Regions from separate parts of the Mus musculus genome. Here all the other regions are linked to region 4. Evidence: chromatin loops called from intact Hi-C (ENCODE). Cell type or tissue: left cerebral cortex. All regions are shown on one strand. Each heading gives the region's core, and the rest is flanking DNA. Links, peaks and the distances in the headings are about the cores only.

Region 1 (5,000 bases), core at 1-5,000, 1.5 Mb before region 4:
CTGGCCTGGACATCACCCACCAGCAGGTCCCTCATAAAACTCCTACCCTCCGGGAAAGCATGTGAGCAAGAGTCACTTCTTAGACTTGGGCAGCACAATCCTGCAGGCACCAACTTGCACAGCTAAGAGAAAGGGTTGGCTGGATCTGGCTACCACCAAAGGAGTGAGCAAGCCCTGGGTTAATAAGAAAGTCATACTCAAACTGACTTGAGGCAAGAACATGAGTGTGAGAAAAGGAAACAGGGGTTGAGAAATGCCTATGAGGAAGGGAAACCAAACAAGGAAACAGAGAAGCATAAGGACACCTTGTCAGAGTTCCCTGAACTCAATTTCTAACCCTCAAAGCTATCCATTTCTACCCAGTGCAGTGCAGTCTAGGAGACAGAGGCTGCAGGGACCAAAGGCAGAGCACTGCGGTTGGAGCCCTAGATCTGCCTTTTTGAACCCAGGGCATAAGACCTGCATAACCCGCTTTAGCACATCCACTGTTCTTGGGCAGAGCAGACTGAGTTTCCCAGCTTAGAGCCTGGAATTCTGGGTGTGGGGCTGCACTAGTGAGGGAGGGGGACAAGGAGCGCAGGGAGCAGTCAGTGAAAGGGATTTTATTTCGCAGTTAGCATGAGCTCATCCCCAGCTGAGGTCTGAAGTGGCAGCAGAAAGCTAGCTGATCGCCCAGCTCCTGCCACCGGCCGGACTGCAAATGCAATTTAGGCGGTGCACAAAATTGCCAGGAGGAAACCAACTCAGGGGGATCACGTCAGCAGGCGGGGTCTCCCCAGTGGGGCGGATACCCCCATGCCTCTGATGCAGATGGGCTACAGGTCGTAAATTCAACCCCAAAGAGACGGGCAATTATCATCCACATGCGGGTAAACCCCAACCCTCTTTTGAAGAAGGGGTTTCTTGAGGTCTTCGAGAATATTTCCATGGAGTCGAGGTTTCCTAAGTGGCTTGGGCATGGGAAGCTGGGGAGTTGAGAAATGCCATTTTCAAAGCATCTTCTAATTTTTCATATTCCTTGTGTCTAACCTGCTCCCCTAGGAGCCCAGACACTTTTACAAGCCTGTTTCCGAACCATATTTCACTCTAATGCAAACCATTTAAATCATCGCCTTGTTTTTTCCGAAGATTGCTTCTTGTAAATGGGACCATAAATCCGGGGAGTCATGCCGTATGGAGTGGAGCGTGGACAGGGAAAGACATAAAAGAGGAGTAAACTAAGCAAGGAAGATACCTCCTTGGGTGGGGTGGGAGGGATTCGACAGGATCTCCAGGGTAGAAATGTTGGAGTGCTGGCCTGACCCCTGCAACCCATGAAGTCCAAACCAGCTTTTAAGGTTAGAGCGCAGGGAGCCACAGAATGCTCCTCCCCAAAGGGAGCGCCCCCCTACCTGGAAAAGCCTCAAGATGTTGGCTACCATGATGGAGACGGAGCTCCCCGAAGCCCCAATCACTCCAACTACTTTCTCTGGCTTGACGAAAACCGGGGGCTCTCCGTTGGTGCAACGCACGTCGGAGGTGTCCTTCTGGATAAGCGCCTGGACGAAAGTGAGCGACTGTTCGAGCGCATAAGTGTCCCTGGAACAAGTGTCCAGGATCCGCGCGCCTAACGTTACGTTGGGCAGCAGGTTGGGATCGCTGTTGATCTGGTCGAGAGCATAAAGCATAGCTTCCAGCCTGTGGATCCCATTCTCCCTCTTGATGTCGCCGCAGGGCACTCCGCTGGGACCCTTGGCGTGCACTGGGAACAGCCCCCCAAGGGTGACGTCCCCCTCGATCCGGATCGAGTGCGGGGCGTACATCTCCTGGCCGCGCGCCGCCGCCGCCAGCACGCACAGGAGCACCTCCAGCACGCAGCAGGGGAACTTCATCAAAGTCAGGACGCGGAGCAGCTTCCCCAGCTGGACCATGCCGCTCCGGATGCTGCTGCGGTAGCGGCGGCGGCGCTGGAGGGGATGCTGGTGGGCTCTCCCAGGTCCCGGCTTCTCGAGGTGAGCTCCTTTCGGGGGAAGCCCCGGGGACTTCTGTAGGCACAGAGGGTGGAGGAGACAGAGGAGGTGCAGCAGGAGAGGGGTGGGGGGTCCCAGGGCGTCAGCCAGTCTTTGGCACCTGGCACTGTAGCTCCGCTGGCCCGTGCACCAGCTTGCGCTCCCCGCTCCCTGGCTTGCCGCTCGCGCTCTCCAACAGCCAAGCACTGGGGAGAGGGCAGGGATTGCTATCGCTTTAAATGGTCGTTGGGCTCCCTCTCCTCCTCCTCCTCCTCCTCCCACTCCCTCTCTCCCTCCCTTGCTTGCTATCCATCTCTCCCCACCCTTCCCAGCGCCCGCCCTCCCCACCGGTTTGCATCATCACGCAGGGAGGGGCTGCGTGCTGAGGTAAGGGGGGGGGGGTGGAGGAATGGGTGGGTGGCCCGGGAGCCGAGAGGTTGCCTGTTCAGGGGAGTTTCGTGGTCCCCAGGGAATCTGTGGATTTCTGGATACTAGTAAGGGCTAAGTAAGCTCTTGTCCCCAACTCTGTGATGGAAACCTCAGGTTCACCAATACCCACGCCCATGTTCTAGGAACTGCAGACATCCACTTGGGATGAGTCGCGATATTGGTGCTGACTTATGGGGAGCCCCTGAGTCTGATCTTTGACTGTCAGCTCTGGCAGAAAGCTAGGGAGTACAGAAGTGGAGCAGCCAGTGAAAGGGGGCGGGAGGAGAGGAGATTCCAGTCTCTAAAGCTAGCTCAGAAAAATACTGGACATTCTGGAACCGGATTCTTGACTAAAGTCCTTAACCAGAGGCTTCTCCTATAGTAGGTACCCTCTATCCTGGAGGGAAGCTGAAGCCAAGAAGAAATCTAAAGTGGTACTCCACCCTCGATCTTCCTAAGGGCCAAGGCTGGTCAAACTAACCACATTCTTCAGCAGGTCAGTGGGGAAATTAACCACTGATTCAGTCAGTGCTTTTCCTTGCCTTTGCTGCAAGAGGAGACACTAAGAACTCCAGCACTTTCCTCTGTAGTGTTGATAGGTGCACTGCTCCCTTCTACCTATTTTCCAAGATACTCCTGGGCTGGTGACAGTTTTTCTTTACAGTTAAGAAACAGCAGGTAAAGTGGGGGAAGGTAAAAGGAAGTAAAAGGAGCTGGAGAAGTCTCTTTAAAGATGCAGATAGTAGGTTTTTGTGGTTTTGTTGTTGTTATTGTTTGCTTGTTTGTTTTCATTTGCTGCCATGGGATTTGGGGAACAAAGCAAAGAATGCTCAGGCAAGTTTCACTGTAGAAGGGAAAGTACCCCTCCTGAAACTAGCCCATTCATGCAACAAGTGTCCTTAGCTCTCTTACAGGGAAATTTAACATTTCTCTGGGACCTTAACTCAACTCTTGGTAATGTTTTCTGCTGTAGTGTGTAAAAGCTATATTGTACAGATTTGAGGGTGATGGAGAGAAAGCCACAAACAAGAATATGCTTTCTGGTGTTGATGAAGAATCTATTGTTAGATATAATATATAGTTCTGTTATATTGCCTCTACCACCAACTACCTGTGTGTCCTTGGTATTTCAGTGCCTCTGCCTGAATTTTAGTTTCCCCATCTGGAAAGTGATGAGATTGAGTTGGATGTCCTCCAAGTTGTCTTTTAACTAAAATCCTTTGTTAAAATAGGCCATGTCCCTTTGGCTACAGCGTTCTTTTTAGGCCAATATTCTCTGTTGCTTTATGCATAGGGAACCAGGACAAAAAATCTTCAGAACCCATCGCCAACCTTAACTGGCACTGTGGACTTTATGTGTTAGGCCAGGTGCTTCTGCTGGGCATCTGTTCTTCTTCCACATATGAATAGTCCATCACTTTCATTTGGGACATGTTCCTCGCTATTTCAATGCTTATGGTTTGAGAACGGAGCCCTCTTCCTATAATGTAGGTGTGGCTTATTAGTTCATGTGATCATTCTAGCCATAGTGCCATGGTCAAAAGAGAGAATAAAGGTCAACCAGAGTCTGAAGAACTCATCTTTGCCTTTGGTGGAGAAGCCAAAACAGAGGCCAGAGACTGGAGCTGGAGGTGGGGCTATCACTGCACCTGGTCACATCTCTGTAAAGTTGGGGGAAAAAAATAGGCCCTCTGCTTAACCCCTTCCTGTCCCTCTTTTGGAAAACTATCATGCTTTTCTGATTTTCCAAGTACAAGATATTTTACTGTCATCTTCAATGAAACTGTACTGTGATTCACATGCAAATTATATACATTATGCATATCAGTCACCCACTGTCTTGATACCTACTACAGCAATGTACACCCAGCATAATTACATATCATGGTGGCTCCTGCAGTGTGCAGCCAGTCTGTACATTGAGGATGTGCTCTGTGTTTGAATCCCAAACTGAGGTAGAGAGCAATGAAGACAGGGATGGAGAGGGGTATGATAGAGTGGATAGGGTCAGAGATGATACTGATGGGAGAAAGGAAGGAGTAAAAGAAAGAGACACAGAGATAGGGGAATGCATAGTCTAGAAAAACACATAGAGTGGGGGACAAATAGAAAGTCATCTCAATAAATTACTTCAGAACTCCCCCCATCCCCTATCCAGGCATACTTGAAGCAATATTTCTAGGGTTTTCCACTTATATGCATATGTGTTTTCTTTCTATTGTTTGAAGTCAAGAGCAGTCTTGTAACTCTTCTATTGTAATGCCCTACATCAGAATGCTGAGTGAAGTAGTTGGGATAGGGATTCTGTCAATATAGAGTTGTCGAAGCTGCAAAAGAAGAAAAAGCAAATGGAACAACTGAAAGGAATACAGTCAACAGCACACGAGGACAAGGATGCCTGATTTTAAATACCAGTGGCTTGGGCTCTCTTTAGTGAAAATGGAATCTTTCTTTTATTTTGAATTTCATGCTATGCTTTAGAAAGTTGCTACCAAATAGTACTCAGGGATGAGTTACAAGTAATCACTAGTTTTCTCCTGCACATGTATTCATCCATTCTCTCCCATTGCCCTCTCCCATCCC
Region 2 (8,061 bases), core at 1,437-6,436, 270 kb after region 4:
ACACGGGTAAAGGAAGAATGAGCCAGAGAATGAGAAGACGATAAGTTAGAACAGATTGCCAGAGTTAGTTTGAGGCCAAGCAGAACAATTCGGTCAGAGCCCAAGAAAGAAGATGGATTGAATCAGTCAGCTTGAAGAGGAGTTTGAGCCAGGACAGCTGAGTTTAACCAGCCAGTCAGAGCTCTGAAAGGATAAGAAAGGGTAAATGTATTTATAAATTGGAGGCTGAAAACATTCTAGGCCTAGATAAGATTGTAGAGAGGAGGCTAGAAGCTTCCGGGACTAGGCTGAGATTAGCAGATGAGGTCAGTAAGCCTCAGAGATGACAGTTCCAACAGAATCAAAGTTTCTTTTACATGGTCTTCCCAGTGCAAGGATTAAAACAAATACGGAAGCAGCCATTCTGCTACTCAAGAAAATACAGGTAGCTGCCTCTTCACCCAAATAACTATCCTCAGCCCCTATTTCCGCCTCAAAGCTCTGGCTATTGTTTGCTATTATACTGTGTAGTAATTTAAATAAGAATGGCCTCCGTAGGCTCATATACTTGAATATTTGGTCCTCAGTAGGAATGTTTGGGAAAGATTAGAAGATGTGGCCTTGTTGAAGACGGTGTGTCACTAGAGGTGGAATTTGAAGTTTTAAAAGCACATGTTATCCCCAGTTAACTCAGACTCTCTCTACCTTCTGGTTGTTGTCTCAGTGTGTAAGCTCTAACTTACTGCTCCAACACTATGCCTGCCTACCTGCTGTCATGTTTCCCACCAATGGTCATGGACTCTGATCCCCTGAACTATGAGCCCTCAAACTAAGTACTTTCTTTTATAAGTTGTCTTGGTCATGGTGGTTTTTGATAGCAATAAAAAAGTAACTAAGGAGCCGGGCTTGGTGGCGCACGCCTTTAATCCCAGCACTCGGGAGGCAGAGGCAGGTGGATTTCTGAGTTCGAGGCCAGCCTGGTCTACAAAGTGAGTTCCACGACAACCAGGGCCATACAGAGAAACCCTGTCTTGGAAAAAAGAGAGAAAGAAAGAGAGAGAGAGAGAGAGAGAGAGAGAGAGGGAGGGAGGGAGGGAGGGAGGGAGGGAGGAAGGAAGGAAGGAAGGAAGGAAGGAAGGAAGGAAGGAAGAGAAAGAAAGAAAGAAAGAAAGAAAGAAAGAAAGAAAGAAAGAAAGAAAGAAAGAAAGAAAGAAAGAAGGAAGTAACTAAGGTGTAGTGTTTGCTTGTTTGTTTGTTTATACAAAGGCATAATTACATCACCATATTCCCACTTGTGTTAGGAATACCTGGTACATAATAGTACTTAGTATTTGTTGAATAACTGAGTCTGAAGTAGCAAACTACCTTTCACCTATTAATAACACATAGGCTAGGCAACAAGATAACATTAGAGAGTAAAATAAATAAATAACCATTTATGAGTACACCTAATAGATGCTTAATAGATGCTCACTGTCCACACACACAGGAGAGCGGGGAACAGCTCCCATCCTTGCTCCTGTAAGCTTAAGGCTGGAAATTCCCCTTTATCACAAAGGATGGGTTCCAAACCCCCCAGGAGTGCCTTAAATCGTAGACGGTACTACTGATCCCCATATATGCTCTTATCTTCCTATTGATACCTATGATAGTTTATCTTCTAAATTAGGAAAAGTTAGAAGAAATTAGCAGTGATAGTAAAAACAAGACAATCACAACAACGTTCTATAATAAACATAAAACTTACTACTTGCTTATTTTTAGAATTTTCCATTTAGTATTTTTGGTCTTCAATTGACCATAGGAAATTGAAAACTGGGATATGGAAACTGCAGACAACAGGGACATAACAAATAGATCTCAAGGTATGTCACACCTGGTACAGAGGAAGGGACCCCGACCCTCACATTGGGAAAGCTGCATCTTTATTGGGACTCACCGAGCCAGCTCTTTACTGCACAGGGGGGCCAGGGTCTGATCTCCAAGAGTTTCACGTGTAGTATGTTTGGAGTGTGGCCCTTAAATATGCACAGCTGACCAGTTCCCAAGTGGTGTGGCTGCTATTTCAGAAGCCACATTTGTAAGAAACAAGTTCTCCTGGGGAGACTGCCTCTTTCTACAGTTTTTCCCATGCTAATGCAACAGCTACTGAACAGCAGAGTCCATAGGGATGGAAAGCAGGTAGCCACTTTTGCAATCCTTGTTAAATCAGTCCCCGAAGGATTTGAGGGCCAGACAGGGCAATAGTCTCCCAGCAAACTCTCAGTGCTGTGATCCACTGAGGGATCTTGGACCACCTGAGAAAGGAGTGCTGTTCAGGGGGCCAGTGGGCAATAAGAAAACCAATAACAACAAAGTTTTCATGGCCTCAAGAAAAGGCTTCTAAATATAACTGTAGGTTTTTAGGCTTCTACTTTTAAATGCTATCCAACTGTGGAAAAAGGTCATTTTCTCCCATGGCCTTAAAGACATCCTGTGTTTCAGACTCCTCTGAAAGGTGGAGTCTGATTTCCTGCTGTCGGAAATGGTTTAGCAGCCACTCCCAGGGATTCATATTCAAGTCTGAGGACCACTGTCCAGTAGCAAAGCCATAAAGAGATCACAAAGGAGAACTCTGATGTAGTCTCAGAACTACGAGCTGTAGCTGAAAAGAGAGTAGATGGGAGGAGGAGGAGGAGGAGGGGGAGGGGGGAGGAGGAGGAGAGGGAGGAGGAGGAGGGGGAGGAGGGGAAGGGGGAGGGGAGGGGGAGGGGAGGGGGAGGATGAGGAGGGGAAGGGGGAGGGGAGGGGGAGGGGAGGGGGAGGGGGGAGGAGGATTTGCTAAGCATATCCATCTTTTGTCGTCCAAGCCTCTGAACATCACTGACTGAACCACCTCCCAAAACCTATGTGACAGGCTGAAAATCAGGAGACCTGGGAAGAATACTAATTTGGAGAAGAGTCTGGCTTCAGTCCCACAACTGTTGATGACGGCTCCTGTCTTCTGCTTATATAGCTCATGGAAACTGAAAACAGACAGGAAGCAGTAGGAGGGTCTAGGAAGTAGAGAAGCCGCTGGTGGTGATAGGTGACAAGAAAGAGAGGCTCAGAAAGCCCCGAGGGGAACCTCCCAATCTGGCATTGTTCTTGATTGCGTGTGGAGACAGGGGCAGCCTTCTAAGCTTTGTCTCATATCCTTGTCCAGCTGAAAACAATGTCACAAACGAAAAGGAAACCACCCACCTGAACACCGAGAAAACCCTGGTGTGCTTTCCAGAGAACGAGTCTCCGTTTCTCCTTTCCCATTCTTATTGCTGGTGCTGAACTATTGCCATCTAACTAAGCAGTGTGTGGCCCTTCCCTACACCTCAGGATTACTCTCTGGAAAATGAAAATGCTGAGCACAGGATACTGTATTAGCCAGGTCACACACATTTAAGACCTGCGACTCGACAACTAAGACCCCCACACAGATGTGATGTTCTCATTACGACCACCACCCCTCATTGCAGTCAGCACACACACCAGGACTTTAACACAAGCTTCCAAAGGACCATGAGATCATATTTTATACTATGTTTTTTTTCTTGTTTTTTTTTTTCTGAGACAGGGTCTGTGCTATATTTAAAAATACTAGATTGGTTTTGTTTTTTGTTTGTTTGGGGTTTGGGAACAGTTATTTTTTTTTCACCTCCTGGGCTGTTCTAACTCTATTTTCCGCAGGCACCACTAGAAAAAGCAAAGCAATAGTGGTCTCTTGTGGAAATGAACAGTATTTGCAACTATATTTATAACCTAACACTGAAACACAGGATGTCTTTAAGGCCATGGGAGAAAATGACCCTTTTCCACAGTTGGATAGCATTTAAAAGTAGAGGCCTAAAAACCTACAGTTATATTTAGAAGCCTTTTCTTGAGGCCATGAAAACTATGTTGTTATTGGTTTTCTTATTGCCCACTGGCCCCCTGAACAGCACTTCTCTAATTCCCAGGAACAGTCTGAGGCAAGTTCAAGAGACTCTGAGATTCCGTGATCCAGCAAGTCCCGATGGCACTGTAGAAGCAAATAGCTACATTTTCATTAAAAGCTCTTTTCATGAGGGAGCTACAAAAATTAAACCCTTTCTACCCAGAGACCCACTCAGAAGTGTTCTAGTAACCTATTGGCAACTGTTCTTCTTTGTTTGTGGCCCCGGAAGGCAAAGAGTAAGGGTACACTAGAACCAACAGGGTTGGACGAATCACAAATACCTGGTGAGTTTCTCCAAGGGATGATGTGCATGTGCCCTGCCCCATAACCTGATGGATGTTGTGGGCATTGTTTGCACTGCACCAGAACAAACTAAATCTCTGACTTATATTTCACAACTTGGGAAAGCAGATATCATTAGCGTGTTAAAATGCACTTAATGAGATTTAGCATTCACACTGTCTTCAACTCACAACTCCAGCTGCCAAAACAGATTATCAGCTTGGGAGTTTACGGGACGAGCTTCATTTTCTCACAGTTCTGGAGGCTACAAGCCCCTGGACTAGTGCATCGCCTGGTTCTGGGGAGAGTGGTTTCCCCTTTGCATCTTGGCAGCTTCCCGTTTTTAAATGACAAAGCGGCAGATGTAGGTGACTCTTCCTCAGGAAAACACGAATCCCATCATGAGGGATCCTTCTGCCTTCATTAATTTAATCAACTCCCAAAGGCCCCACATCCTAATCCCATACTCAGGCCTGAATTTCAACAGGGGAATGGGAAAGAAGGGGCCTAAATCTTCAGTCCCTAACACAGAGAGACTGCTATGCAAGCTGTGCAAAACTGTCACCAGTATTTGCCTTAAAAGGCCTCTATGTGTTACTCCATGATCAATCACATCTGATGAAAGAAATAAAAGGAAAAAGACCTTGTTTTGAGAATCCGTAGATAAAGTGGCTTTAGAACCAACGCTGGTAGCCATCAGCTGGAAGCCGAATGAATGGGAGCTGGACAGAGATTTCACAAGATGACCCTTCTGCCAGGGTGACTTCCGGGTGCCTACAACCAGTGTCCTCACGGGGGCTTCCAATGGTGTCAGCCAATGGTCTGAGTCCAAAGAATCACTCTAGAACTGTTAGCCAGACCCTGACCCAGGTCGGACCCTGGTTCTTCAGATGATAAGTACAAATTCAATATACTGTAAATAAAGACATACGCATGTAAGTTTTACTTACAGGTTCTGGGCAAGGAGGGCTTCAAGTGTATTCAGTTCTCCTGTGAACGTGGGGTGAGGCAGAAATGAAGCTGTTCCAACAGACAGGAAGTCTGGGTGTATAGAAGCAACCCTTCTCCAGGATTGCTGACAGACAGGGTTCCTTGCTTGTGTAGCAGTTTGAGAGAAGTCGTGGACGGGAAGTGGGGGGCCTGGATGCTAGGCTTAGAGCTGCCTCCACATTCTTTTCATTTTTATTGCTGAAATACGATATTTTCAGTTTCTCAGCCTCATAATAATATCAGGTATGGGTTCAGTCTCATGAAGCAGGTCCTTAATCCAACATAAAAATTGTTTTGTTACTGTGTTGATTAATTTTATGTCAACTTGACAGGAACGACAGTTGTTTGGGAAGAGGGACTCTCAGTTGAGAAAATGCCTTTATAGCATTTACCTGTGGCAAGTCTATAAGTGCATTAATGGTTGATGAAGTGGAGGGTCAGACCACAGGAGGAGCTGACACCATAGGCAGGTGGGCCAGGTAGTATAAGAAAGCAGTCTGAACAAGCCAGAAGAAGCAATCAAACAGACTGGAGAGATGGCTCAGGGGTTAAGAACATTGACTGTTCTTTTGAAGGTCCTGAGTTCAAATTCCAGCAACTAACTATATGGTGGCTCACAAACATCCATAATGAGATCTGGCACCCCCTTCTGGTGTGTCTGAAGACAGCTACTTAGATGTAATAATTAATAAACCTTTAGGCTGGAGCGAACAGGGCTGGGGCAAGCAGAGGTCCTGAATTCAAATTCCCAGCAACCACATGATGGCTCACAACCATTAGTACAGCTACAGTGTACCCATATACATTAGATAGATAGATAAATAAATAAATAAATAAATAAATATTTTAAAAAAAAGAAAAGAAGATGAAGAAGAAGAAGAAGCAATCAAACCAGCAATACTCCTCCATGGGCTGTCCTTCAGTTCTTGTCTCCTGGTTTCTGCCTTGAGTTTCTGCCATGACTCCTCCCAGTGATGAAATGCGACCTGATAGTTGTAAGCTGAAATAAGTCCGTTCCTCCCCCGGGATCTTTTGATCATGGTGTTTTGTCACATCAGTAGAAGCCCTTACTTAGGGCAGTTACTGCCATAACATTTGTGCTACTATTGCATCGTGGGCATATTGTATTAGAGCTCTCAGGGTGTGGATCCACGTCTGCTGGGCACTGCCTCTTGGGGAGACCAAATGCAAGGAGTTTGACTGAATTTATTCCACGCCACCACCTAGGATGGTGCCAGATTGTAGGAAGCACCAAGACACCGCTCTGGGGGTGGGAAAGCACAGTCTGAGATTCAGGAAGCTGGAGCTGGTTCAGGGGTTCCCCGAGGCGTGTGACAAGGCCGGGCTGTGGGGTTCTCAGACTCTTGGACGTCCAGATACTACTGGGAATCATGGAAGAGCTGAGAACAGAGTTGGGGGAGAGGGAAGCCCATGAGCTGGGGCCAGCATCTAGACTGGGCAGGAGAAAGGGGAGCTCCAGCTTGTCCCAGCAGTGATTGTCCTTTGCTTGGTGACAGGCTGGGAGCACAAAGAGGCCTTCTATGGGAGAATTAAGTTGCAGCTCTGTAGTCAAATGCCTTCTTCACAGCTCCCCACAAAGGATCTTGATGAAAGAGACATTCTATGGTTTTAAACAATTTATTGGCTGTTCATGGTGGAAAATGGATGCATACTGTACCATATCCACTTCTCAGGGTGGAGCTGAGATTAAATACCTTTTGCAGAGAGGAATGTCTGGGAATGGAATCTTATTGGCTAAGCCTTTCAGGCCTCTAGGTACCTCATTAGCATGGGAAAACTCTGTTTTGGGCCTACATGACTATAGGACCTGTTTCTTTATGTGAGAAGCATAGCATGTATTCCAGGCCAGGAATCAGGCAGGGAGCGGGGTGTCGCCTAAGTCTCAGGTGTGTGCCCACTGAGTCTCTGGATCTCAACCTCTCTACCTTATCAAACTTCCTGGCATGGTTTTATGTCCTATATCAGGATTTATAGCTCAGTGAAACTGAAGAATACATTTCTCCTTCTGTAGCATGTATAGTACCTTCCATCACTGTAAAGGCTAGCCAGTGGGGGTGGAGATTCTAGTTGAGCACCAGCTAGAGTTCCCCATAGTCTATGCCATAAGTGTGTGGTATCTTCTCAAGTAGAAAATTCTGGTTTCTTTGGAGACTCGGTTGTGTCATGTGATGTTTTCTTCTGGAAGCAGTCTTATGAGAGGATGTTTTTGCTGAGAGCAGACACGTGGTTAGTGTCTTTCTGGAAGCAGCTCGGGAATAATGCACGTGATACATTGCTAGAACATATGCTTGAGAGAACACATGATGTTTGGAAAGGCTATAAGTATAACCCAACAGGCAGGGAATGGAGCTGTTTGGTATGGGTGTGCCTTACCATTCTCTGCTGGGCATCGTTGGGCTTTGCTGACACTGATCTTCACTGATGACACCGTATGGTATTGATTCACCTTGCCATTCTTTGCTGGCCATGGTTTGTCATAACTTCTAATGGTGTTGCTGTGGCTTCTTGCCACTTTCTCAGACTCAGGCCGATTGGCAGAGCCTCAAGATTTCTTCTGGCTTCAGTTGCTGATTTGTGAACGGTGTTTGTGGGTGGATCAAGCTGCTGCTACTGCTGATTCCTGTGAACCCAACAGCTGATATCCTGACAACACAGATTAGGTTTGCTCCAAAGAACAATTTCTAAACAGGTTCACATGCCCCTTTGCTCTATTAACCTTTTCCTTCCCACTACCTCTGGTGGGTGGTGAGCTAGAAGGGAGGTTAAAGCATTTAAGAACCCTTATTAAAAGTAGATTTTGAAAAATCTAAGCCTACGGTCTTCTGCAATAGGCTCTTACT
Region 3 (8,061 bases), core at 1,906-6,905, 190 kb after region 4:
CATCCAGAGCACAGCAATATTACACACTTTTATTTTTTCTCTTCTATTACTATACACACAAACACACATACAATGAAATATGAAACAGTCATATCATCTTGATCATTACTATATTCCCTGACCCTTGTAACTACTACGTTTCAATGTATATTTCCTATCTCTTCATGATAGATAATCAAAATTGACCACTTGAAGAAGAGGAATTGCCTCCATCAGATTAGCATCTGAGCATGTTTGTGTGTGCATTCTGTTGACTGCTGACTGATGCAGGAGAGCCCAGCCTACTGTGGGCAGTACCATACCTGGACTGTATAAGAAAGGTAGATGAGCAAGCCAGGAGAAGCAAGCCAGTAGTCAGGATTTCTCCCTGGTCTCTGCTTCAGTTCCTATGTCCAGGTTCATGCCTTGAGTTCCTGCCTTGGCTTCTTTCCATGGTAGTCTATAACCTATAAAATAAAATGAACCTTTTCCTCCCCTAAGTTGTTATTGGTCAGAGTCTTATTACACAAACAGAAAAAGCTAATTAGAACAGTTTCCAGCCTATGTTAGAACCCTAAAAATTAACTGAAAACATGTGGCTTATTTGCATACATGAGAACATAATGACTCTAGTCTTCCAAGTCTCTAAGTCCAGCACTTAGAAAATGCAAGACAAATAGGTAATTGCTGAATGTGATTGAAGTCTCATCTCTCATGAGGAAAATGCAGCTTGTTCATGTTCAGTGGCACACATGAGTTCTCTCAAACCATAAAATCTACCCTATGCTACACACACTCACCTCCTGCCTTAGCACCTCCATTGCTATATGAATTTATACAAAATATTGGCCCCTCCTGGACCTTTCCATAGTGTATTTGTTTAATAATTCAACAGCCTCTTAACATTCTGAGTCTTCATAACTTTGACCTCATGAAAGCCAAGTGAACAATCACTATTGCTAAAATGTATTTCTTCCTCATTATAATTTTATATACATTAATATATTCTTGTATCTACATACAAACATTTAAATAATATCTCCTTCTCCACTCTCTTTCACTTGCCCTTGGCAATCAGCTCATTCACTTATACCTGGCTGAGAGATGTACCACAGTGCTGTGTTCTATTTAAGGATATTTCCCTGGAGGCCTTGGTAGTTCTTGTTATAATTTGACATTAAAAATAAATAACAAAGAATCACTCAGCAGGCTCCAGGTTCCTTCCACCTCAGGTGGGCTCCAAACTCATGCCAAGAATCTAAAAGGTCAGAGGGACCTCCCAGCACTTTTTTTTTTAATGGATGGAGGGAACTGGAAGTGGTAGGGCACACACATGCCAGTGGCCAGGCTGACAGAGAGAAACACTGTCACACTGCATCCAAGAAAAGGCTGCATGTGGACTTCAAGATCCGGTGTATTCAAGTGCAGAGCTCTAAAGGCATTCCTTGGGGCAGCTGGAAGAAGTTGTCTCAGCTAATTATAATTTCCCAAACCACACAGAACAATAGAGGAGAGTATTTCTCTTTTAGTGGGGGGGGGGGGGGCGGAGGGGAGAGGGGAGTGGTGCACACACTCATAAAGAAGCCAGTAGAATTAGATTTTTCCAGGATCCTACTTTCAGGGAAATAATTGGAAAGAATACTTTGAAACAGAGTTACCACCCTCGCCCAAAGCTTTTATGAGCAAACTCCTTAGTCCTCCATTATCTCGGTCCTTGCAAGAGACAACAGGGTATTCTTTACCCACAAAGAAACTTTCAGAGGTACAGAGGCCACAACCACACTGGCAAATGACCCAGTTCAGTATTCTCTCTATGCTACCTAATGGGCTTCATTCCTTTGGGTGAGCCATATCAGCCCATCAGTAAGAAGCCCCGCCCCCAGATCACGACCTCTTCTCTTGAGCCCTCTCACATTTGTGCTTCAGCTAAACTTCTAGCAAAAGTCCCAGGGAATTCTGTTCCAAGGATTCACTCAGGGATTCTAGCTAGATAGGGCTCCACAATTTTGTAATGACACAACGCCAGGGAAGAAAGGCTGGAGAACTGTGGACAGTGTTTTTTAAGGCCCAAGTCCAGAAGTAACACATACCCGCTCTACTTATGTTTCTTTGATATGAAGTAGTCATGTGGCCTCAGTGAACTCCCTGGAGGACTAAGATTGTAAAGGAATAAATACAATCCCAGGAACACATTCTTGCCGGGCCACACAGGCCTTCAAATGACTTGACCGCTGACTTAGCCATCCCTTAGAATTAGATAGGGTCAGGGTCAGTTCCATACTCCTCCATTCAGTGCCTTGGCAATTTATGGAACACAAGAGGCTTTACTCTCCTCTCACATACAATGGTGGGGGTGCACAAGAGTAACAATAACAAATCTTTCACCAAGGTTTTGGAAGTCACGCGAGCAGATTCATCCCAAGTACTTGCAATGGTATCTGAAACATGCATAACATACAATCATGATGATGGTGTTGGTGGTGATAATATTTTCCTAGAGTGAAAATCATGACACAGAAAAGTATTGAAAAATGTTACCATTTTATAAGTTTTGCTTGTTTTGATGTATAACACTCTCATGTGTGTCTGTGTGTGTGTGCTCATGCACACACATACACACAAGTGCCACTGCCATAATCAACCTCTTTAAAAATGTATCACCCTGAGGTTTTCTAGTATCCACATCCCCAGTGCTAACAGTGTCTTTTCTATGGTTGTTGCTAAGAATTGTTGAAGATTGTTTTAAACTGCTGCCATCTCTTCACTTCTTGATTAATGATAGTTATACATCACAGCTATCACCATGACCATTTCCCTTCAGCTAGTGTGCCCTATTCCCATCCCTCTGCCATTTCCATGTTAGCCAGCCCCTAAGCCCACCCCTAGCATACAGGGACCATGCCAGTCCTATCAGCACACCATTCTTAAGGCATAGACCCTTGACTTCTCTTATTGCCAGTGACCACACCAGTCCTTCAACTCTTCCATGTTCAATGTTTAGGTCCTCCAATAAGATCATTTTCTATAAGACAGTAATTTTTCCATTTCTAGTAACAGTTCACTGTAATGACATTAACAATGTATACTATTATCCCAGTATCATCTAGTTACAGCACAACAGCATTTCTCCCACTTTAGCATGCTTCAGAGTCCCATAGACAGTTTATTAACACACAGCCAGCTAGGCTACAGAATTCCCTGATTATGAAGATGTGGGATGCCAGGACCTGAGATTCTCTTTTCTAGTGGTAATGTAGATGATGGTGATTGGTCCTGGACCCACACTTTGAAACACACTGTTGTATTAACACAAAGCATGCTGCCTTTTGTCACCACTTTTAACCCTTGTAGCTGCCTTTGAGGTAAACACAGTTGAAGTAATAAGGAGATCAAATACACGCATTGATTTGATCAAATGCACCCTACTGATATGCAAGCCTCCAACTCCTCCCGGTTTAGTATTGACTCCCTGGACCACCAGGAGACAGTGCGTATTGCTGACATGCAATATTATGACATTCAATAGTTGATTATACATTGAAACAAAAACAAAAAAAGTTTCCCTTCTTTATTTTTGATCGAAATCTAATACTCCAAAGCCAGATATATTCATCTTCATTTAATTACTGAAGTTCACTTAGTTAAAATAGAATCATTTTCTCTCATGAATGAAGCCCTATTCATACCAACAATAGTGATACCAGAGCTACAACCACCACCCATATCAACTGACATCAGGCCCCTGGCTTCTCTGAGAGCCAGAGTTCTTCCTCTGGGATCCCTACCTGTCCTTAGTGTTTGCCTCCAAGGCTGCTGGTGCCATTTGGTAAAGAAAGAGGAGGGATAGAGAGGAAGGGAGGGAAGGAGGAAAGGAGGGAGGGAGCAAGGGATAGCACTTCCTTGGAGTAGCATCTAGACTGTTTAGTATCCAGAAAACTCTGGTAAACCAAAGTTCCTTTCTTGTGACCACACTGCCCTCTACAGGCCCACTAAATTGCAGACAGAAATAATACCACTGCTTCCCTGCCAGGAAAAGATGTTCTGAGGCCAAAGAGCAGAAATGGGTAGGGGCAGAGGGCAGGGGGCAGGAAGATATGCCAGAGGATTTGCGACGGTTTGGATTTTGAGAACAGAGAAAAGAGGAAATAGTAGTAGCCTCTGTGATCTTCCAGGGATGTTTTTCCTGTGCAAGTGCCTTTCACCTTGTCATGGGAAGTGATTTGCACAAAACATGGAGATCATTAACATTCACAGGCAGTTGGTTCCATACCCAAATGTGGACAAACTTCAGAATAACTGATTTTTTTCTGCATTGGAGCAATAATAATAATATAAATTAATATAGCACTTTACAGTGAACTCCTTACACCATCTCTCATTTAATCTTCACAGTGATTCTGAGACATGTCAACCAGCAACACTGTTTGTGTTTTAATGAGCAAACTGGAGCCTGCATAAATTAAATGACTTGTCAAAGAAACTGAGATGGGAGAATTATATATCTGTGCCTTGAATTAATGTCATCTCCTCTCCTCCTCTGGGTTGTTTGTTTTGTATCTGTTGTGGTTGGTTGAGACAGAGATTCACTCTGTAGTTCAACCTAGCCTGGAACTCAAGGTGTGGCTCAAACTAGTTTGAACTCACTCCCTGTCTGCTTCTGCCTCCTGCTCCATCATGCCCAGGTGAACTCCTGTGTTTTTACCAAGTTCTTCCGATTCAAAAGCAATCCAAAGCTAGCAAATTCCTCCTACCTAAATACACCTGAGAAAGAAAGAAAGAAAGAAAGAAAGAAAGAAAGAAAGAAAGAAAGAAAGAAAGGAAGGAAGGAAGGAAGGAAGGAAGGAAGGAAGGAAGGAAGAGACAGATAAATAGGCATCAAACTAGTAGCTAAAATCATGTGTTTCTTGTAAAGTTTTAGGTGCTGTTGATTATAATTATACCCACTTTAAAGAGTGGAAATCAAGGGCTTAGAAAATTTCAGTGATCTACCATATGGCAGGTAGTCAGATTTCTCTGTCTCCAAAGCCAAATGTCTAGCCTCTTGACCCATTTGGGAGAAGCTCTAAATATCAGTGCCATGTGAAGCTTAGACCATCCAAGTGTCTATGTCTTCCCAAAGCTCATCCTATTCCTGCCTGTGCCCTGTCCCACTCCTATCTCCTTTCCTCACCCCTCCACCACCTCAGCCTCAAGAGCCAGCTCATGAATTCTAGTATAACACCTGCTAGAAATAAGACATGCTTCGCAACCCCTCCCAGTCTCTAGGAACATCGGTAGCTCTGAATACCGGGGGGGGGGGGGGGAATGGGTTCTATAAGCATCCCATCATGGAGGGGAAAGAACTCATAAGATTTCTGAGGATCTGTAGGTGGTTAATAGTCACTAGAAGAGGGAGATGTGTTTTCTACAGTTATACATCACACTTCTAAGTTCCCCCATGTTCCTGTACGGACCTTAATTGAGCTCATTTTGGGAGGAGGAGGTAGAAGAGGAGGCGGGAGAGGAGATGCAACATCCCCGATTATTGTCTTCCATGCAATACAAGTTTTGTAATTTATAGTGAACACATAAAGGTTGCTCTTTACTTTGGGGGTGATGACGGGTGAATGCAGAAAAAAAGTTCTCTGTGTGCTCTAGGAAAACAACAGCAGCAACCACTTAATATTCCCAGGGTTTGTTAAGGAGACATTCTGCCAGCCCCTCCTAGGTATAATCTGAAGTGTTAATTGGTTTCGTACGTTGGTTGCTACACATGCTTCTCACTTCTTCATCTGCTTCATGAAAATCCAAATAAGACGACCAGAAAAGCATCCAAGCATTTTAACAACAAAAGTTTGAGAGCTGGGCAGAGGAAAGTGATATACATGATAGCTGACATGGAATTTATGCAGCAAAATGGGGGGGGGGGGAATCCTCACAAGTTGTTAAAGGTAACCCACTTCTTAAGTCTTCACCCCTCCTCTTTCCTGTCATAGGAATACGAAGTTTCCAACAGTAGTTAGAGCCACAAAATCAGAACCCCTAAGCAGATCTGCAGGTGCTTCTTGGAGTCTTCTGTGTTCACTTTCTAGGGCAGCTTGTAAAAGGCAGCCCTCCTGGGAGGCTTTAATAGGAAAACTGTAGTACTAAGTTCTTTTTTTTTTTTCCATTTTTTATTAGGTATTTCGCTCATTTACATTTGCAATGCTATACCAAAAGTCCCCCATAGCCACCCACCCCCTCTCCCCTACCCACCCACTCCCCTTTTATGGCCCTGGCGTTCCCCTGTACTGGGGCATATAAAGTTTGCGTGTCCAATGGGCCTCTCTTTCCAGTGATGGCCGACTAGGCCATCTTTTGATGCATATGCAGCTAGAGTCAAGAGCTCCGGGGTACTGGTTAGTTCATAATGTTGTTCCACCTATAGGGTTGCAGATCCCTTTAGCTTCTTTGGTACTTTCTCTAGCTCCTTCATTGGGGGCCATGTGATCCATCCAATAGCCGACTGTGAGCATCCACTTCTATGTTTGCTAGGCCCAGGCATACTCTGACAAGAGACAGCTATATCAGGGTCCTTTCAGCATAATCTTGCTAGTGTATGCAATGGTGTCAGCATTTGGAAGCTGATTATGGGATGGATCCCCGGATATGCTAGTGTCTACATGGTCCATCCTTTTATCTCAGCTCCAAACTTTGTCTCTGTAACTCCTTCCAAGGGTGTTTTGTTCCCACTTCTAAGAAGGGGCATAGTGTTCACACTTCAGTCTTCATTTTTCTTGAGTTTCATGTGTTTAGGAAATTGTATCTTATATCTTGGGTATCTTAGGTTTTGGGCTAATATCCACTTATCAGTGAGTACATATTGTGTGAGTTTCTTTGTGAATGTGTTACCTCACTCAGGATGATGCCCTCCAGGTCCATCCATTTGGCTAGGAATTTCATAAATTCATTCTTTTTAATAGCTGAGTAGTACTCCATTGTGTAGATGTACCACATTTTCTGTATCCATTCCTCTGTTGAGGGGCATCTGGGATCCTTCCAGCTTCTGGCTATTATAAATAAGGCTGCTATGAACATAGTGGAGCATGTGTCCTTCTTACCAGTTGGGGCATCTTCTGGATATATGCCCAGGAGAGGTATTGCTGGATCCTCCGGTAGTACTATATCCAGTTTTCTGAGGAACCGCCAGACTGATTTCCATAGTGGTTGTACAAGCCTGCAATCCCACCAACAATGGAGGAGTGTTCCTCTTTCTCCACATCCACGCCAGCATCTGCTGTCACCTGAATTTTTGATCTTAGCCATTCTGACTGGTGTGAGGTGGAATCTCAGGGTTGTTTTGATTTGCATTTCCCTGATGATTAAGGATGTTGAGCATTTTTTCAGGTGCTTCTCTGCCATTCGGTATTCCTCAGGTGAGAATTCTTTGTTCAGTTCTGAGCCCCATTTTTTAATGGGGTTATTTGATTTTCTGAAGTCCACCTTCTTGAGTTCTTTATATATGTTGGATATTAGTCCCCTATCTGATTTAGGATAGGTAAAGATCCTTTCCCAATCTGTTGGTGGTCTTTTTGTCTTATTGACGGTGTCTTTTGCCTTGCAGAAACTTTGGAGTTTCATTAGGTCCCATTTGTCAATTCTCGATCTTACAGAGCAAGCCATTGCTGTTCTGTTCAGGAATTTTTCCCCTGTACCCATATCTTCAAGGCTTTTCCCCACTTTCTCCTCTATAAGTTTCAGTGTCTCTGGTTTTATGTGAAGTTCCTTGATCCACTTAGATTTGACCTTAGTACAAGGAGATAAGTATGGATCGATTCGCATTCTTCTACATGATAACAACCAGTTGTGCCAGCACCAATTGTTGAAAATGCTGTCTTTCTTCCACTAGATGGTTTTAGCTCCCTTGTCGAAGATCAAGTGACCATAGGTGTGTGGGTTCATTTCTGGGTCTTCAATTCTATTCCATTGGTCTACTTGTCTGTCTCTATACCAGTACCATGCAGTTTTTATCACAATTGCCCTGTAGTAAAGCTTTAGGTCAGGCATGGTGATTCCACCAGAGGTTCTTTTATCCTTGAGAAGAGTTTTTGCTATCCTAGGTTT
Region 4 (8,061 bases), core at 1,806-6,805:
TTAAGACTCAACTATAGAAGAGGTTGTGATTGATTAGTAATGTCTAACAAAGGAGATGTATGGGCAAAGATTGCCCTGTGCCAAAACTTCAGTATACACTTGGGAAGAAGATAATACAACACCAGGAAGACATTCTCTAATTTTATAATGCACATAAGGACATTGGTACTCTGAAAGATAAAACGCTTTTCTCAGAGGAACTGGAAAAAACAGGGACAGAATATAGATTCCAATTCATGTGTCTTTGATACTTTGAAAGGTAAAATGCTTTTGTCTCAGGAACTGGAAAAAAAAAGAGACAGAATACAGATTCCAATTTATTTGCCTTTATCTAAACCTTTGCTCTTGACCACAAGTCTATAAGGAGCATCCTGGACGACTGTGCCTTTCCCGTTAACAGACCTTCACCTGGCACTGACGGCTCTCACTCCCAGGCATCCTTGAGGCTCATTCATTTCTCATCTCCATAGCTGGAACTGTTTGGGTCTGACAAAAAGACATAATGTCTCTAATCAATGTCCTCAATGGCCTCAAAGGCCCAACGTTTGTCATTTACTGAGCCTCTCCCTTTGAGCCTCTTTATGTGTCATTTGGCTCCAGCCCTTCCTTTCAGCCTTCTTGATGTATTCATGTGTGCCGGAAAGACTCACGAGTCACAGGAAGACAAGCCCAGCTGTGTGCCAGAGATAATTATTTCAGAATAATTAAAATAGGCTATGGGCTGCTAAAGTAAACACCAAAACGTGGTTGTGCGCTTTCTTATCTACCTAGCCCATTCTTAAGAAACTGCTTGCTAGAATTTGGGCCTCGCAGCCCTAGTGAGCTAATCACACCTCCTCAGCAGCCTGAGTAAGTAAGTAAGCATCATCTCTGTGTAGAAACCTTCCTAGAGCACAAGAGAAAAGACGTTGTTGTGAAATCAGATTACCCCAAGGTGACTGGATACACCCTTCCCTACCAGTGAGATCCTTCTAAAACAGATACCAAACATATGGAACTAACTGGAGTGCCACCAGCTAACAGTGCGAGGAGAAAGCAGAGACAGAGGGAATGGAAGAGCTGCCCATCCTCCCTTGTCCTCACGCTTGTGTTCTGTGGCCTATTTTATGTATCTTGCGTCATCTATGTCCCCCTCTATCAGATCTGGTCCTCTGCAGCAGCATCTGAGATGGGGATTCTTGTGCAAGTATTTTATGCAATATCAAATATTCTCAGAGATAAGAGGGAGAGTCTGCAGTCCAGGGGAAAGATTCAAATACATCCTAGGTTACTCTCTGTCTAAAGCCAAGAAGTGCTCAAAAAGTGTAAAGTATAGCATAACTTGGACCATGAAGAACTGGAGAGGGTTACTCTGCAGTTGTCAGTCATGGCCGGTGACAATTCCTGTGTTTGTGAATGGAGGGCACTGCCATAGGACAAGGACAATCAGGAAAGAAGGACTAGTTATAAGCCATTGGCACCAGCACCCACAGCAGCTGGGATAGGGGAGAAGGAGAGCCCCGCAAGGTAATTAGATCTACACAGAGCATCCAGAGCACCTGCTAAGCTCTTTAAATTGTCTTATGGTATCTGACAGAGAATCCACAGCCTGCAAGAGATCTCAAAGTAGAGCTCCAAATGGCCCTATGTCCCTCCCCCAAATAACCATGGCTTACGTAGGCCCACTAAAGTGGTTTTAAAAATATGCATGTGTGAAATCAACAAGAGCAAGGATGCAGGTTTCATCTGATTCACTTCAGAGTACATGATCCTCTTGACCTCAGAAGTCTCTTCTGATTTCCTGAAGCATCCAAGTACTCACGTGGGCTCTGCCATGAAATCCTTCCTGATAACTGTTAGTGAGAATGAAGCGCTCCCTCTCAACCCGGCACACTCCTCAGAGACCTATCTGGGGGCAAGGGAAGTATGCAAACTACTATTCCACATCTGCGAAAGGGAGTAGTTGTTTTTCTCTTTGACGGTTGGAAGATCAGGAGGACGATGACGGAAGCTCACATTTCCTGGGCTTGCTGTGTGCCAGTTGTCATTCTCAATGTTGACATCCACATTCTCGTTTACTTTTCAAGATAACACTGTGAGGTAAGAATAGCTGCCCCCATTTTCTCACATAAGAATAATGCAATGCTGAGGAGCTGAGGAGCTATCACAGGACTGGAAGTGGGAGAACCCGGATCTCAGGAAAGCCTGACTCCTGTGTACTCACTGTTAAGTGGATATTAGCCCAAAAGCTCCAAACACCCAAGGTACAATTCACAGACCACATGAAGCTCAAGAAGAAGGAAGACCAAAGTGTAGGTGCTTTGGTCCTTCTTAGAAGGAGAACAAAATACTCACAGGAGCAAATATGGAGATAAAGTATGGAGCAGAGACTGAAGGAAAGGCCATCCAAAGACTGTCCCATGTGGGGATTCATCCCATATACAGTCTTCAAACCCAGACACTATTGTGGATGTCAAGAACTGTATGCTGACAGGAGCCTGATACAGCTGTCTCCTGATAGGCCCTTCCAGAGTCTTACAAATACAGAGGCAGGTGCTCGAAGTGTGGGGTCCCCAATAGAGGAGTTAGAGATAGGACTCTAGATCTGAAGGGGTTTGTAACCCCATAGGAAGAACAGCAATATCAACCAACCAGCCCCGTCCCCAGAGCTCCCAGGGAATAAACCATCAACCAAGGAGTACACATGGCTCCAGCTGCATATGTAGCAGAGGATGGCCTTGTCATGCATCAATGGGAAGAGAGGTCCTTGGTCCTATGAAGACTCAATAGATGCCCCAGTGTAGGGGAATCTGGGGTGGGGAGGTGGGAAGGTGGGAGTGGTTATGGGGGTGGAGTAACACCTTCATAGAAGCGGGGTGTGGGGGAGAGAATGGGATATGCAGTTTCCAGGAGGCGGGGAAACCAGGAAACATTTGAAGTGTAAATAAAGAAGCTATCCAACGAAAGAGAAAGAGAGAGAGAGAGAGAGAGAGAGAGAGAGAGAGAGAGAGAGAGAGAGACTCCAGAAACCACAGAAACATCAGAGGAAACCATGTAAACTCCAGGGATAATGCAGCAATGTTCAGTCTCCGAAGCAGCAATGAAGACATGTAGGACAACAGGTACTTCTTAATGCTCTGATTTCTGTCTTACTAGTGACATAGGCCGAATCCCGCAGAACATAAGTTCCACTGAGATAAATGAATGTGAAAGTGTCTAGTTTGGCTCCCAGCACCCAGTAGGTACTCAGTTACTGTTCATATAATGCCTGTGGAATAAAGGATGTTATTTTACCACCCTCTTTCTCAAGATATTACTGGAGGAAACAGAACTCTACAATATCAGTGAACGGATTCCAAAATTACTAAACCAAACTGGATGGATGTTAGAGAGAGGGAAGCGGCGCAATTAAGATGAAAGAGCGTGGGAAAGGTGGAGAGGGAAAAAAGAAAAGTGAGACAAAAACAGAGAGAGGAGAGAAGCCAGGTTTCTACTGCTAGGATGCGCTGGCACCCGCAGTCAGCTGGATGCCTCTAATACATGGCACGATTTGATTTGAAAGCATCAAATGTAGTTCGCATCCGTAATTAGATTTCCTATGCATGCCCAGATCTAAAAGGGGAAATGTTCACCTGAACTGGAAGGGCATTGAATGAGAATGCACATTCATTTTCCCCTGCTTCTGCAAGCCCCTTGCTTTTTGCCAGTCCCCTGCTTTTTCCATAAATTCTCTCTTCCACAAGGTTCTCCCTCTCCTTCGATCCTTTGACACCACAGCGCCACCTAGCGTTCCTATATGTACATGGGTGACGCATGCTAGACTGGAGCCTGAGGGAGATTTTAACATCACTAGTATGCTACAGGGGGACCATTCATCAGTCCGGTGACAACCCTAGCTAAAGCGAAATTGCCACTCAGCATTTCAAATTGCAGGCTCTCTCTTCTCCTCTACAGGATGCCTGGCTCTTCCTCCACCCCAAAGCGCTTTCTCACAAGAATAAATGGGTAATTCAAGGAGAAGTAAAGTCTCCCAGGAAATTAGACATGGTGGCGGGGCAGCGACAGATTTTCTTACACTTCGACTAAAACGATGTGTGGCTAAAAGGAAAAAAGTCTCAATAGCGTTAGTGACTCCTGGAAGTGACCCTGAAGGGGATGTGCCTTCCTTTTTTAAGATCACACAGAAGGCAACTGTTGGAGATTGAAAGACTGTAGTTGGCCTCAGGCCCAAAATTCATGCCAATCATTACACACGCGAACGCGCGCGCGCGCGCACACACACACACACACACACAGAGAGAGAGAGAGAGAGAGAGAGAGAGAGAGAGAGAGAGAGAGAGAGAGAGAGAGAAGAGTTATCTGGATGCACAGTGCTTGCTGTGGGGAAGTATATCGGTCTTCAGTCACACAGGCCAGGTCTGATCACTTCTCAGACAGCAGCCCATGGACACCCCAAAACACATTTTTCCACTGTGTCCTGGTGGACCAGACTGAATCTTCAGTCTAATCTTGGAAATGGTACTTGTCCCTGTACTATCCCATCCTCTCAGCTCAGGCCTACCTTCTTCATTCTGCTCTGCAATGCAAGGCTGGAAATCAGCAATTTTCCAGGTGCATTTTTGACTGGCCTCTACATGGTTGGACCTTCACTGGAAGATGTTGGAGGTACTGTGAAAGAACACACACATGTGCACACATGCATGCACACACAGTATCATGGAAACACATAAACAGAGGCACACACACACTCACACGCACATGCAAACACATAGGCATGCACACACAGTGGGATTTCTAAGTGGGCTAAATACCTGATATAAGACAATTCCCAGAGTCTGAACACTAGCCAGCCAGCAGCAACCTTCAATCCCACACCCAGTGCAGGAATTTCTATACCTAGATTTTGCTCCTAAAGACCTGAGTGCTTCTCGGGTTCCTTACCTGGGCTGCTTCAATACTCACCCCTATGTTCCAGCTTTACAACACTGAGTAACCAGAACTCTGGTATTAATACACTCAGCTGGATAGTTCTAGCATGACTTTAGACCCTTGACTTTGTATTGTAAATGCTAACACTGATAGCCAAGAGTACAAAAAGCTGAAATGGCTTTTAAGAGACCAAGAACTTCTTTATAAGTACTACCTGTTCCACGATGGCACCAAACTCAGTTAAGAGCAGGCAGCCAAGCAGGCAGGGGGTTACATCTTAACTATGGCTAGAGAAGACTCGTGGGTTAAGAGTGCTTGTTGCTCTTGCAGATATACTGGATTCAGCTCCTAGGACTACATAGCGCTGACTCCAGTTTCAGACGATCCAACTCCCTCTTCTGGCTTCCATGGATACTGCACGTGCATGGTATACAGACAGACACACAGGCAGGCAAAACAGCCGTAGAATAAATAAATCTAAAAAGACAGTTTGAGAAACCTTATTTTGTCTGCTATCTATAGAGCCCTGGATAAGCTACATAGTCATCCGTCTTCGTTTTCTCATCTATGATATGTAGACACCCATAACTCTGAGTTTATAGAGTTATGGGGAGTAGATGGTACACTTTTTAAGGACTTGTGCAGATCGTGATATACAGTTAATGGCAGGGCTGTGGACCCTGAGAGTCAGCCTGGTAAGGCCAAGCAAAAGGCTTGAAGCCCCAGAGACCCTGAAGGAACGGTAGAAGCTTTGTCTGCTCCCAGCACCAGGCACCTGTCAAGTAGCTACACATATTCCCTTAAATTTGTGGCCATCAGTCACTCAAGGGCAATGGCCCAAGCCCTGCCACGGATAAATGAGGCATCCCTAACATCTCAGACAAGACAATAGGAAAAGAGACTTGACCTGTGGTCACATAGACTCAAGACAGAGTTCTCCCTGTTAATGAGGTGTCTAGAGGGCCCGGGGGGCATAGCCAATAAGCTTTCTTTCGCAAACATTCCTCCCTGCAAAAGGTATATAATCTCAGGTGCACCCTGAGAACTGGGGTGTGGTTTTAAGCATTCACTTTCCACCATGACATGAACTGGCTCTTTTCATTGAGATCTGCCGTGGGGAGCCATGGAGAAGGCCTTTGCCTACAGAACCACAGTCTAGACTCCTGTAGAAGGCCTCTCTGCACTCCCAGTCGCAACCACCACTAAGTCTGCCAGCATCAAGCCAAGGACTTTCCCTGCTGGAACTAGCTAGAGCTCCCCTTTCTCTGGCCCCAGCCCGGGGACCTCCTAGCCAGCTCTGGCTTCCCCATACCTCAGACTTCACACTCTGCTTTCCCATCCCTGGGCTTCCCTACAGCCCCACACCCGCCCCAGTGGAGGCATGGGATAAGTGCAGTCAAACTCCTTGGGTTCTGCCTCCCCGAGTGGCTGTTCACACCAGTGGAGCAGATTCAGACCCACCAACCCTACAGTTAACCTTACATAATGAATATTTACTATTTCGTTGATTAGAGGAGGGGAAGATTCTGTTATTTAGCACAGCCTGGTCTGGAACTTGCAATCATCCTTTAAAGTGCTGAGATGCTGGGATTACAGGAATGCATCATTAAGCCTGGTCCTGACCTCATAATGATTTTTATTATCATCACCACATTTTCCCAATGAGGAAGTTCTATAGCTGTATGTCCCAAGGGTAGTCACCATGAGAAGGGGAGTGTTGTCATAGTTTCAATTGTCAACTCGCTACAACCTGGAGAGATTCTGTGAGGCATTGCTTACACTGTATGCCTGTGGGCATGTCTACAGGGGATTATCTTAATTGAATTAATTAAAGTAGGAAAATGAGCCCCCTGAGAGTTACAGCAAAATGAACTGAGCAGTACCAGTACCAGGCATGCAGTCATTGAACTGTAACCCTGATTGTGGATGTGGCCAACTTCCCTTAAGTCCTTGCCTCTGCGACTTAACTGTTATAATGGCCTTAACCTGGAACTAGGAGCTAAAGTTAACCACTTCTCCCAGTGTTGCTTGGTCACATTGTTTTGTCACAGCAACTGAAGGAAACTAATTATTACGTTTTCTTATCTCTTGCTATCTTTCTTATAGGATGATGTGGTGAAAGTACCCCTGCCCCTTGACACTGTTCAACCTTAGACTTGAAAGCCCCCAGAACTGGAAAATTAATCTCTGCTCTGTATAAACTCTAGCCTCAGGTAATCTGTTCCAGCACCAGAAATGGACTTCCTGGGAGGGAAATTCCAGCCTCTGGATTGACTCTGAGAGCTACTACTATGGGCACTATGAATCTTTGGGAAGATGACAAAGCAATGACGTAACTAAGACTAATGCCAGGAAGAAAGCTTTCAGTGTGAGGAAAGAAGCGTCTATCAGACTGCAGCAAATGGCTTTACACGTGTTGACTCACTTAATTTGAACAAGCAGCACGTAAGGGGGGTAAACAGATTAAAGATAAGAGCAGAACTCCATATGTAGAACAAGCATTGACAAACCTGGTACAAATCACACAGCTAAGCACTCAGCTAATCCTCGGGCCCCGTGCCCCTGGCTGTTTACCTCCTAGCAAGAGAAACAATGGTTTGATGGTTACGGAAAAAGAGACTGAAAAGAAGAAGGAGGAAAGGAGGTATCATTCTGGGAAGAGATATCGAACAGCAAATGCACTCTGTGCTTTATTTCTTTACATCTCAGCACAGGGGCATCACTTGAGGCCAAGCAGTACTGCTGACTGGGGAAATACCAACTAGTGTAGGTATGAAGGAAACAAAGGCTTTTAACCCTCAGGGCACTCTCAGAATCTTGAACTTTGATGAATTCTAAAATTTAAAAGGCCTACTGGATAAATAGACATCCATATGACTTTCCACACCAAGTATTCGATTCCACACAAACTACCAACAAATAACTCATTTCCATGATAAAGACAGATGCTAGGACATATATATACATAGAGATTTGTGGCATGGTTCTATCTTTAGGTAGAAGCATATTGTAATGGTCCTATGCTAAGCTCTTGACATACTCTTAAAGTTAAGAATGGAGCCCTGTGTTAAATTATCTGCCTAGTATATACAAAGCCCTGGGTTTTCTTCCCAGGACTACAAGGGAAATCACACTACAGAAAATTGTTTCTAA

Evidence for each region. Hi-C counts contacts between places; a loop is a spot of excess contacts. Peaks named below come from ENCODE experiments on the same cell type or tissue, not always from the same donor. Only the 100,000 strongest peaks of a DNase experiment are listed, where the experiment ranks them.
Region 1: a loop joins it to region 4, with 8 times the contacts of the local background. A loop is called at or near these places in 4 of 42 quality-filtered maps.
Region 2: a loop joins it to region 4, with 2.9 times the contacts of the local background. A loop is called at or near these places in 11 of 42 quality-filtered maps.
Region 3: it touches region 4 in a loop (4-fold over the local background); 3 of 42 quality-filtered maps call a loop at or near these places.

What each region holds. Positions count from the first base shown.
Region 1 is chr6:110,642,778-110,647,777 of GRCm38, reverse strand. Grm7 (glutamate receptor, metabotropic 7) reads right to left here and starts at 2,180. Exons shown (of 10, transcript NM_177328.3): 1 at 1,392-2,180. The coding sequence starts at 1,910. It overlaps Gm20387 (a long non-coding RNA gene), which reads left to right and starts at 2,383. Exons shown (of 4, transcript XR_001785349.2): 1 at 2,383-2,913. In left cerebral cortex, for the core only: no CTCF peak of the experiment used is centred there; DNase peaks (open chromatin) are centred at 1,599, 1,835, 2,225, 3,608 and 3 more places; H3K4me3 peaks cover 3,119 bases; H3K27ac peaks cover 2,911 bases.
Region 2 is chr6:108,871,172-108,879,232 of GRCm38, reverse strand. No RefSeq gene overlaps it. Among named protein-coding and RNA genes, the nearest start is that of Gm6749, 5.6 kb to the left of the region's middle. In left cerebral cortex, for the core only: a CTCF peak has its summit at 3,713; DNase peaks (open chromatin) are centred at 3,092 and 3,710; H3K4me3 peaks cover 355 bases; H3K27ac peaks cover 433 bases.
Region 3 is chr6:108,959,359-108,967,419 of GRCm38, reverse strand. No RefSeq gene overlaps it. Among named protein-coding and RNA genes, the nearest start is that of Gm6749, 83 kb to the right of the region's middle. In left cerebral cortex, for the core only: a CTCF peak has its summit at 3,960 (motif pointing left); DNase peaks (open chromatin) are centred at 3,950 and 5,619.
Region 4 is chr6:109,146,489-109,154,549 of GRCm38, reverse strand. No RefSeq gene overlaps it. Among named protein-coding and RNA genes, the nearest start is that of Gm6749, 270 kb to the right of the region's middle. In left cerebral cortex, for the core only: CTCF peaks have their summits at 3,765 (motif pointing left) and 5,313 (motif pointing left); DNase peaks (open chromatin) are centred at 3,750 and 5,273; H3K4me3 peaks cover 740 bases; H3K27ac peaks cover 808 bases.